Linked DNA regions of Mus musculus: region 1 is linked to region 2. A link is a loop called in an ENCODE intact Hi-C map of the cell type or tissue named here. Cell type or tissue: left cerebral cortex. All regions are shown on one strand.

The links. A loop is a pair of places that touch in the nucleus more often than their neighbours do. Peaks named below come from ENCODE experiments on the same cell type or tissue, not always from the same donor. Only the 100,000 strongest peaks of a DNase experiment are listed, where the experiment ranks them.
Region 1: a loop joins it to region 2, with 2.7 times the contacts of the local background. A loop is called at or near these places in 8 of 42 quality-filtered maps.

Annotation. Positions count from the first base shown.
Region 1 is chr5:65,955,893-65,960,892 of GRCm38, forward strand. It overlaps a transcript of Chrna9 not described here. Among named protein-coding and RNA genes, the nearest start is that of 4930480C01Rik, 7.0 kb to the left of the region's middle. In left cerebral cortex, CTCF peaks have their summits at 82 (motif pointing right), 2,915 (motif pointing left) and 4,042 (motif pointing right); DNase peaks (open chromatin) are centred at 97 and 2,923; H3K4me3 peaks cover 363 bases.
Region 2 is chr5:65,761,447-65,766,446 of GRCm38, forward strand. N4bp2 (NEDD4 binding protein 2) reads left to right here and starts at 2,075. Exons shown (of 20, transcript NM_001024917.1): 1 at 2,075-2,144. In left cerebral cortex, a CTCF peak has its summit at 2,576; DNase peaks (open chromatin) are centred at 1,933, 2,643, 2,961 and 3,654; H3K4me3 peaks cover 3,359 bases; H3K27ac peaks cover 2,513 bases.

The DNA of each region.
Region 1 (5,000 bases), 190 kb after region 2:
TCGGGTCCCTCTCTTGATTGTTCCTTCAAGGAAACAGCACGCATCCCAACCCTTCTTAGTCCTGAGAGTTCCTGTCCTGCAGAGGGCAGCAGAGGGCCCGAGCAGTGACGTCATCAGCATCAGCGCTGACTTTTCACGGAACTCCCCACTACTGCTTTTATGGGCTCACAGGAAGAGATGCCCCACCCCTGCCCTGTGGTGTGGACGTGCTACAACTCTACACACCTGCTTCCTGCAGCTGCTGTAACTCTGGAAACTTCACAGCGGTAGAAAGATTATGGTGGAAAACAGCAACCCCCCCCCCAACCCCCCAAAAGTCAGCATCAGAGTCTGGGGAAGTGCATTCTGGGAAAAAGGAACTTAAATTTGAATTGACAGGAAATGACGTGTCTGCTACAAGACCAACAGGGCTTTCTCATTCATTTATTAAGCAATTGTTTTCCTTGAAGCAGTATTTTTTTTTCACATACACAGTACACGTATAAGTAGGAAAGTGAAATTTAAGATTTTTTTAAAAATTAATTTACCCTTAGGCGAAATGTGAGGAGAAGCCTCACATTCTATTTAGCTAAAATAGCAACATGTGCACATTGAACCTTAAATGAATGAGACATCATAAAAGGCTGAGAGAAGATACCACCTATCATAATTGTAGAAATAATGGTATAAAATTAGTTTTTAAAGTGCTACCATCAAGGGTTGAAAAATCATGCCAGTGATCTGTCACCTTGGAGTTTGTTCTTATGCTCTTCCCTCTGTCTGCGTGTCCCCTCATAACTGCTAAGAGTTTCTATGAGCGCACTTTGAGAGGAGGGCCTGGGACTCAATCCTGAGAAACCCAACATCAAAAGATCATAAAGACCCAGAAGAGACAGGGAAAAAAAAAAAAAAAAAAAAAAAAAAAAAAAAAAAACAGAAGAGACTTTACTGCCATGGAAACCCAGAGAAACCGCTATGCAAGGATAGTTTCTGTCAGGTTCTCTTTGTAGGCTTATGAAGCCCTAGCAAGTATTCTATGGCCAGGACCAGTGGTTCACTTTGGGAACAGCGATTTTGAAAGCATGAAGAGACACTGGCTCCGGCAAACTGGAGAAGAAACAGAAGGAACACTGCTGTTACCATTTCCCAAGAGCCCTTGCAAGGAAGGGTTGTCTTAGTTACTTTTCTATTGCTGTGAAAAGACACCATGACCAAGGCAACTTCTAGAAGAAAGCATTTAACTGGGCCTCATGATTCCAGAAGGTGGTAGATCTAGTTCATGACCATCATGGCGGGGAGCGTGGCAGCAGGCATGGTATCAGAGCAGCAGCTGAGAACTCACATCTTGATCCACATACACAAGGAAGACAGAGATAGACACTGGGAATGGTGTGAGTCTTTTGAAACCTCAAAGTCCCCCCCTCCGGTGACACTTCTCCAACACAGTTCTACTAACTGGGGACAAAGTGTTCAAGCCTATGGAGAAGAGTCTCATCCGAACAACCACAAGGCTGTTGACTGAGGAAGGGCTTGCTTACAGGATGGATGCAGAAAGTGCCAGGTCAGGGAGACAGTGTTAGGTGAGCTGCTGCGTCTTGTAGAGGCTGGATGAGAGTGTGAGAGAAATGATGGCGAGCCTACTTGTCATCACACTTGGGGTCAGCACAACTACCCCAGCACGTGTGTTCGGCCCTTTGCAGAAGCATGTCATACATTTTACCAGGCAGATGTTTCACTTAGTATTTCCCCACCCTAGAGCTGGAAACAGAATGACTCAGTGGGTAAAGGCATTAACTGGACAAGCCTGGAGACTGAGTTCAATCCCCGGAGCCCACTGTTGTGTGAGTTTCCTCCACGTGTCCGACACACACATATAAGTTTACTCACGGTACAGAGGGGAACCATGAGAGACGACCGAGTAACATCCAGTGAAACCATGAGTTTTTACCGAGGTTGTTCACAGGAGTGTGGGTGAGGGGTTTCTTAAGGAAGAGAGATGACTCGAAAAGGCAGCAGAGCACTGGAGATTCCATCCCAGCAAGGTCGGCGACCCATAAAGGCGGCGAGCCTGGACACTGCACAGCCTGCAGACAGCATGACAGGCCTGAGAAACCCCTCTGGAGCTTGGTTGGATGCTCAGCGTCTTCTACCCCAGCAGTTGCTTACTGCTTTTATAAACCTGGGAAGGAGCCTTCCAGAGCCTTCCAAGTTTCTATTCTACCAGACATGTTGAAGGATTCTTTCAGTCTCCAGAGTCTCCTTAGTCTTCCTCTCTCTTCTGAAGAGATTATTTCAATTCAGAGGCATCTGCTAAGCCACACTGACCTAAAAGTGGACATACATACATACATACATACATACCACACACACACCATACATACACACACACCATACATACACACACACCATACATACACACACCATATATATATACCACACACATACACCATACACACATAAAATACACACACACACACACACACTACATTTAAATCCCACCTTAAAGAAGTGGGTGAGATACAGTCAGTCCTCCAAAGCAGGGAACACTAATTGTTCCTCTGCTGCTCTTCTGGAACATTCTGTTCTGGTCTAACAAAATCGTGCTTTTGTAGACATTGATCTGGCTGAGGAGCAGGAAAGAGAAAGCACGAATGTTCTAGAAAACATTGATTAGGACAAATAGACTCCAGTCTATTTCTTTGCTTAAATCAATTGAGAGATTTTATTGATGTAAACATTTGACTATTAGCCAGAAATCCTAGATAAATGGATGGCTTGCTATAGACATACTATTTCAAGCGACTAGGTGGCAGGTTTTATTTTATTTTATTTTATTTTATTTATTTTATTTTTTTAGGCTGTTTCTTAGGTCTTAGGCTTAATAGCGATTTCCCTTATGAGATCTGCAGGGAGTGTACAGCGACATCTGGTGGCTGGCAAGGTGAAGTACCTTGGCTCTGTTAGAATACCATGAATTTGAATTACTTCTCAAATTTGGTTTGTTTTGGTTTGTTTGTTTGTCATCTCTTCCGATTCTTTTAATAGTATCTCCATTCTATATTTAAAACAAATAGGCTTTGAATCTTTTAGATTACTCCTAGACTGTCTGAACTTTTTAAAAAAGACAGTTCTTTAGGTGAATTGGGTGAACTAACCAGGTTTATATTGAACTAACTAAATCTTATCAGGGTCAGGATCGGGGGAGGGGAGACAAGAGAGGCATTTGCCTGAAGTAAAAATCTAAGGAGTGCAAAAGAGGGAGAATTTCAGTAATGAGTAAAGATGATGATGTGGATGAAGACTGATGGCGACATCTGCTCAGGGGTCTGCTTGTACCCCCAGCTGGCCTGGAATGTTCTATATTGAACAGAGTAGCCAGCAACGCTCAGCAGCCTCTCAGCCTCTGCCTCCCAAGTGCTGGGATTACAAGTGTTCCACCGTACATAGCTCTGCATATAATTTTAGAGTCATTTCTCTCCCTCTCATTCCCCCTTCTTTTCAAGATAGGAACTCATTTCATTACCCACGATGGTCTGGAATTTGTGTCCTCAATTAATCCTCCTGCCTCAGCATCCCATGTAGCCTGGCGAGCAAAGGGAAGCGCAGACCTGGGACCCCGTTCCCAACTCTGGGTGGTACGCCAGCTGCCCCGGGTACACAGGAGACGGAACCACAGCAATCGCCCCAGGCTCCGCTGTTTCCCACTCCAGGAAAACACAGACTGAGGGCCCCCATTACAGACTCTGTTTTGTCTCCTCTGAGCTCTCTGCTGGCGCTCCCTGCACCCCAGCGAGGCAGACGTGCAGCCTGGCAAGACTCCGTGACTGTGGCAACTCTTATAAAGGGAAACATTTATTTGGGGCTGACTTACATAATGACAATGGACAAAACTTCTGACAGACATGGTGAAATAGCTGAGTGGCCTACATCAGGACCTGTAGGCAGTGAGGGGCCTAGTCTCTCTCTCTCTCTCTCTCTCTCTCTCTCTCTCTCTCTCTCTCTCTCTCAAGATTTACTTATTTATAATTATGTATACCGCATTCTGCCTGCATGTATGCCTGCAGGCCAGAAGGGGGCACCAGATCTCATTATAGATGGCTCTGAGCCACCATGTGGGTGCTGGGAATTGAACTCAGGACCTCTAGGAAGACCAGACAGTGCTCTTAACCCTGGTTTAGGCTTTTGAAATCTCAAAGCCACGCCCTCTTCCAATACTTCCCCCAACAAGACCACACCCACCCCAACAAGGACACACCTCCCAATCCTTCTAAGCAGTGCTGCTCCCCAGTGACTAAGCATTCAAATAGATGAGTCTGAAGGGGCCATTTTCATTCACACCACCACATTAGAGAATATGCAGTTAAGAGAGTGATTGGGAGCTAGTCACAAAATAACAGGGGAGTTTGGTTTGCCTACTGCTCCCTTGTGTTTCCTTATTTTTCCCCCCATGGATTAACGCCTGTGGAGCAGACTGGTCCTCAGAACAAGCAGGAGGGTCTCCTCCAGCCTTATCAATTACCCAACATTTGCACTGTCCTCAGGGAGGTGATAATAGAAAGCAACAGAGAACTATCATACAATTGTGACCACACAGTCTGCTGTGAAAAGAGGAAGTAGAACCAGTGGGTGAGAAAGGATTGGATCTGCAAGGGCTCCTGCAGCCTGATGAGGCGACTGGAAGGCTCCCAGGGTGGAGAGCCTCTCCGCCCACAGGGAGGAGAGACCCCAGACTGTGAAGGAAAACCAGAGGAACTCACCCTGCACAACACTATTCCCTTAGGGGACTTTAGGGGAACATCGTGTATCTTCTGGCAAAGCATGGACATCAGATACTGCTGCAGATCATTCACTTGGATAGATCGTGTGCGGGGATCACGTATCCGCCGTTCTGCTGACCCAGAAACTGCACGCGCGGTCCTTAGCACCTGCTCATGTCTGTTCATGAACTTGGCTCTTTTGTTGGAAACTCAGTGGAGTTTTTGTGGACTCTTGGAGCCTGTGCGGCTTAGGCAGGGGACATC
Region 2 (5,000 bases):
TATCCCTGTTTATCCCATCTTTAACATAGCACACTGCTTCTTTTGTACAAGTTTCTGAATTTGGCAGTGAGGAATACAAGGCTGAGCAGGAAACAACCTATCTTCCAGGAGTTGGTAATCCAGTAAGAGATCATACATCTGTAAAATCTAGAATTAAGCAGAGGGAAATAAAGGTGCCATACATTACTTTTTGTGGCAATGAAATCATACTTAGGCTCCAAATGCAAATATAAACAAACAGCTTTATAATTTATACAATAAATATGTTCCAAATGTTCTGAAAACATTTACAAATCTCTAGTTCCTTTAAGGGCCAGTTTTTTAACTAAAATTTGAGTAGTCACCTCATTATTAAAAGTATTAGCTGGTAGCATTTTGCCATTCTACATATTCATCTGGTATTTTAAATACTACTTTCACACAATTAATTATAACCAATTATACTCTAGTCAACTGGAAGACTGCAGAGGTGGAGTTGCACCCCTGAGAAGTAGCACCCCTGTCTGGAGACTCAGTAATTCAGACTCTTACATGTCTCCTTTGAAACTACAGGACCTAAGCTGGAGAGAGAATGAATGTGATAAACAATCCATTTATTCCAATGCTGTCTCCTCCTTTGAAAGATGTGTTGTACTTTTCCTATTGGCTTAGAATGTGAGCCAATAAGGAAAGAGGAGTCCTTGGAAGTATTCATAAAGCAAGCCTGGCATTGTGCACACTGGTAAAGATGGCTTTGTTCTTTACATCTGTGAGAATTTTATGGGTTTGATACTTTTCTTTTGACATAGTAAGCAAAAGTAATTCAGATTGGGTGGTGCTGTCCCTTGAAATATATTTTCTAATGTTTAAGAATTCCCCCCTTTTATTATTTGGACTTAAGATGTGATAAATCCTTAACAGATGTTCAAAAGAAATTCAAGAACTTAAATACAAGTTTTTATTATCACGTTGAACATATTTCAGATGAACAAAATTAATATAAATTTGCTAGGTTTGTTTGAAGTCTATAATTACTAAGTTTCTTTCATTTCAAAAGTGGCATATATTACAGTTATTAGGCTCCTAATAGCTGCTTAGAAACAGATTAATGTTAGGTTCTCAGCAGTAGCTACTTACGCTCGGGATTGTAGACTATTAAATTTCTTTTGTTTACCATATTTAGAATAAGCCTTAATAAAGATGTTTGTATAGTATATATTTTTAAACACTGAAACTCAAGAGATCTCTAAAAAGACAAAGAAAATAAAAAACACATCCATTCATATTCTTTTCTGTGTGGGAGATTTCATTAGAACATTTATTTGCTTAAGTACACTAGTTTCTTTGCTTAAATACACCAGTTTCTAGAAAAAACCCCACTAGACCATTTGCTCATTGAGTGTGAGAATGTTCAAGCCAGATCTAAAGGGATTTTTTTCACTTGTATTCTTTCCAAATCTACATTCAGTTTAAATAATTGCCATAACAATTGACAGATAATCTGTCTCTCTGATGTGGATGAATATCAAGAGGTTATTTTACTACGGGGGGGGGGGGCAGTGAAAAATACAAAGTAATTGCAAAGAGAGAGGAAAGTCCAGGAGAAAACAGACACAAAAACAAAAAGAACAAAACTAAAAACTCCGAAACGACCAGTAGCATCATTAATCAGAAGGCTAGAGAGAGACACACACTTTTGTACTCTGATCGTTTCATGTCAGGACAGAACAAATTAAGCAAGGAAGTCAGAGTCCAACAAGGAAAAACATGGAGCGGGCTTAGGGGACGGGCTAATCATCCAGGATCGTTAACAGGGAAAGGGAACACTGTTGCTTTTTCTTGGCACCTGAAAACTCCAGCTCCACACTGGCAAAGGCCGCAGCTCTTTTGGGCTCAGGCCAGCGGGTTCCGACCGCACGTTGGCGGCGCGGGCTGGATCCCGGCAGCCTCCGTCCCGGTTGCTGGGGCCGCGGGGCCCTTTGTTCCCGCGGGGCGCCGCCGCCCGTCCGCCCCGAGTGAGCGGGCCCCCGTGGGGGACAGCGCGGGGCCCATCGCCTCGCCCCGCCGACCTCGCAGCTGCAGTCCCGCCCGCCCCAGCTCCTAGTTCCTCCCTCGCTGCCCAGGGCCAGAACGACCTTGTTTTGCTTTTCGGGCTCGGGAGAGAGGTGAGGGTTAGACCCGGCCGCGGCTCACCGGGGCGCTTACACGGGCAGCAGTAGGGGGGGTCCCAGCGCCTGCCTTTCCCCGGAGCCCTCGGGGGACAGCGGCGGGCCGCAAGCTTCCGGGAGAGCCTCGGGGGGCCCCGCGGGTCCCGGGCTGCGCCTCCCGCCAGGCCCGGGACTCACTTCTCGTAACGGAGCCAGCGAGGCGCCAGCACCGGTGGGCTCGGGTCTCCGGGCCGGCGCCGTGGCGGGCGCGGGCCGACGCATCCTGGAGAGCCCGGGGTGGGTGGGTGGGGGGTGTGCGGAGCAGCAGAGGTCGCGGCCCCGGGGCGGGGGCGGAGATCCACCTGGCTACGTGGCAGCCATTGCGGCGGCCGCGAGACCCCTCCCCACGCGGCCGCCCACCCGCCCTCTCGCGGCGGGCTCCTGCGCGGCTGCTCTTCCCCGGTCGGACGGAGAGCGGCAGTGTGTCCTCGCTCCGCACGCTCGCTGCGTCTCCCCCACCCCCGCCCCGCGGACACAGCTGCTCGCCAGCCCCGCGCCGCGCCGCGCCGCGCCGGAGAGCGTAGTGGCTGGCGGCGGCGGGAAAGGGTTGCGGACCCGCGGCGCTTACTCGACGACACGGCCCGGGGGCTTCGACGCCCCGCTCCCGCAGCAGGTAAAGGCGGAGGTTGGCGAGGCGGGCGGCGGGACTCGGGGAGGAAAAGAGCGGGAGGGGATCCCGGGAGCGCGGAGTCCCAGAGGAGGAGGGCCCGAGGCGGGCGGCGAGCGAGAGACGCGGCAACCCCGGGCAGGCACGGGCCGGGCGGGCGGGCGGGCGGAAGGGGAGTGAGGCGTCGCGGGAGGCGGGCCCTGGCGCGGGGCCCGAGGCCGAGCGAAGGCGGGCGCCGCGGCAGCTTCCCCGGCAGCTCCTCCAGCGCCTGGCGGGCCTCCAGGCCCCGACACACCCCTCCCGCCCCCGGATTCTCCGGGTGCCTTCCCGCCCCGACTTGACCTCGCGCCCCTGCGAGCGCCCCGCCGTTTTCCCAGGCCGAGCCTTGTGGGAACTTGGGCCGCCTGCCCGGGCTGGTAGTGCCCGTAGAGCTGTTTATTTACTCACTTCCAAACCACACGCACGCACGCTCGCTCGCAAGCTCACTCCACACCGGCAGGCTGGCCTCCCTCCGGGCGGGTGCGCCCGCGACCCTCACCCCTTCCCATCCGTAACTTTCCCTCTCGCTCTCCGAAAACCGGGCTTCGAGAGACGGAGTCAGACCGCGGGGCAGTTTATCCCGCTCGCGCTTTTGGTTACAACACTTTCTTTATTCCTGCCCCAAAAAGAGAGCGGGAAGAATTTTTTTTTTAACTCGATGCCAGCCAGATCGGAGGCAGGGCCCGCTGGCTTTAGGGAATCCTTCCGCACATGTCTTTAGGAGTGGGAGGTGGCCTTGCTGTACCGACAGGTTTGTACACACTCTTGCCATGCAGTGGTTGTAACGTCTCCATAGCACAGGTCTGGCTTGCGAAGGATTGGCTGCTTTTTCTACTCGGTGTCTCCGAGCCAATCAAGAAGCGCGGCTTGCCTGGAGACTGGTTAACTCAGAAAAGGTGGGGATTGGTTGAGCCTCCGAGGGGGGGAAAAAAAATCCCGGAGATAACCTGGCCTTTCAGAAAACAATGACTGATTTGCAGCTGCCTCTCCGCCCCCAGTTAATTTATTTCTTTTTAATACAGTACCCTTCGATAGCACCATTCGCCTTTTCTTTCCTTAAAAAAAAAAATCACTTCTACGGTTGGCCTTCAAATTAGCTCTCAGATGCAACTCGTTCGAACTCCAGTGGTTCAGTTTTCACAAAAATAATTTTTACGAAACATAACAATGCGTTTTTGTGTGTTGATAAGTGTGGTTCAGTTTTCTTTCAGCCGATTTTTGTTTTGTTTTGTTTTGGTTAAAGGTCAGTCAATTTTCAGTTACTATGCCAACGTATTATTTAAATGTTCTGCGGAGATGGGGGTGTGTGTGTGCTACATGGTGGAGGTATTGGGAAGAATTAGAAAGAAATGGCTGCTGCTCTTCTGCAGAGAGACAGCGATTTAGTTAATGAGGAAAACAAACCAAAACAGCAGCAGCAGCAGCAACAACAAACTCAACCTGGAAAGCAGTAACAGACCCCTGTTTCCTGCAGATCAGTGTACTGTACTCTCAGAGCTTTCTGTTCACCTGTTGGCTTTAGTCGCTGTCAAGTGGCAGTACTGAACGTAATAGGAAAACCGGCTTAAGTCATGGTAAAGGCATTTATCTTATACACAATTAGAGGCTAACTCCTATCAACGTAGGTGTGTTTTAAAAAAGAAATTTTTCTTTTAAAATGCCATGATTTAATCCTGTTTCTCTGAGTCTTTTGATATGCAGAGGAAACTTTTTTATTTTTATTTTTTATTTTTTTGAGGTATGTTCTCCATATATATTCCTGGTTGGCCTCAACTCAAATATCCACCTGCTCCTGCTTCTCAAGTGTTTTAAAGGTATGATTAACTATACCCAGCAGAACCGTTTACTTTTTATTTATTTATTTATTTTTGGTTTTTCGAGACAGGGTTTCTCTATGTAGCCCTGCTCTCCTAGAACTCACTCTGTAGACCAGGCTGGCCTCGAACTCAGAAATCCCCCAGCCTCTGCCTCCCGAGTGCTGGGATTAAAGGCGTGCGCCATCATGCCCGGCAGAACTGTTTATTAATCAGCTAGAATTTTAGAAAGTAAGTGCCTGCCTATCTTCTCGGCCTTCCCTTTAGCTTTTCCTATGTAGAATCATGTAAGTTTGAGGCAGAGCCAACTGTCAGGCTGAGCAGTGAGTCTCAACATATATCTCTTAAGTTCCC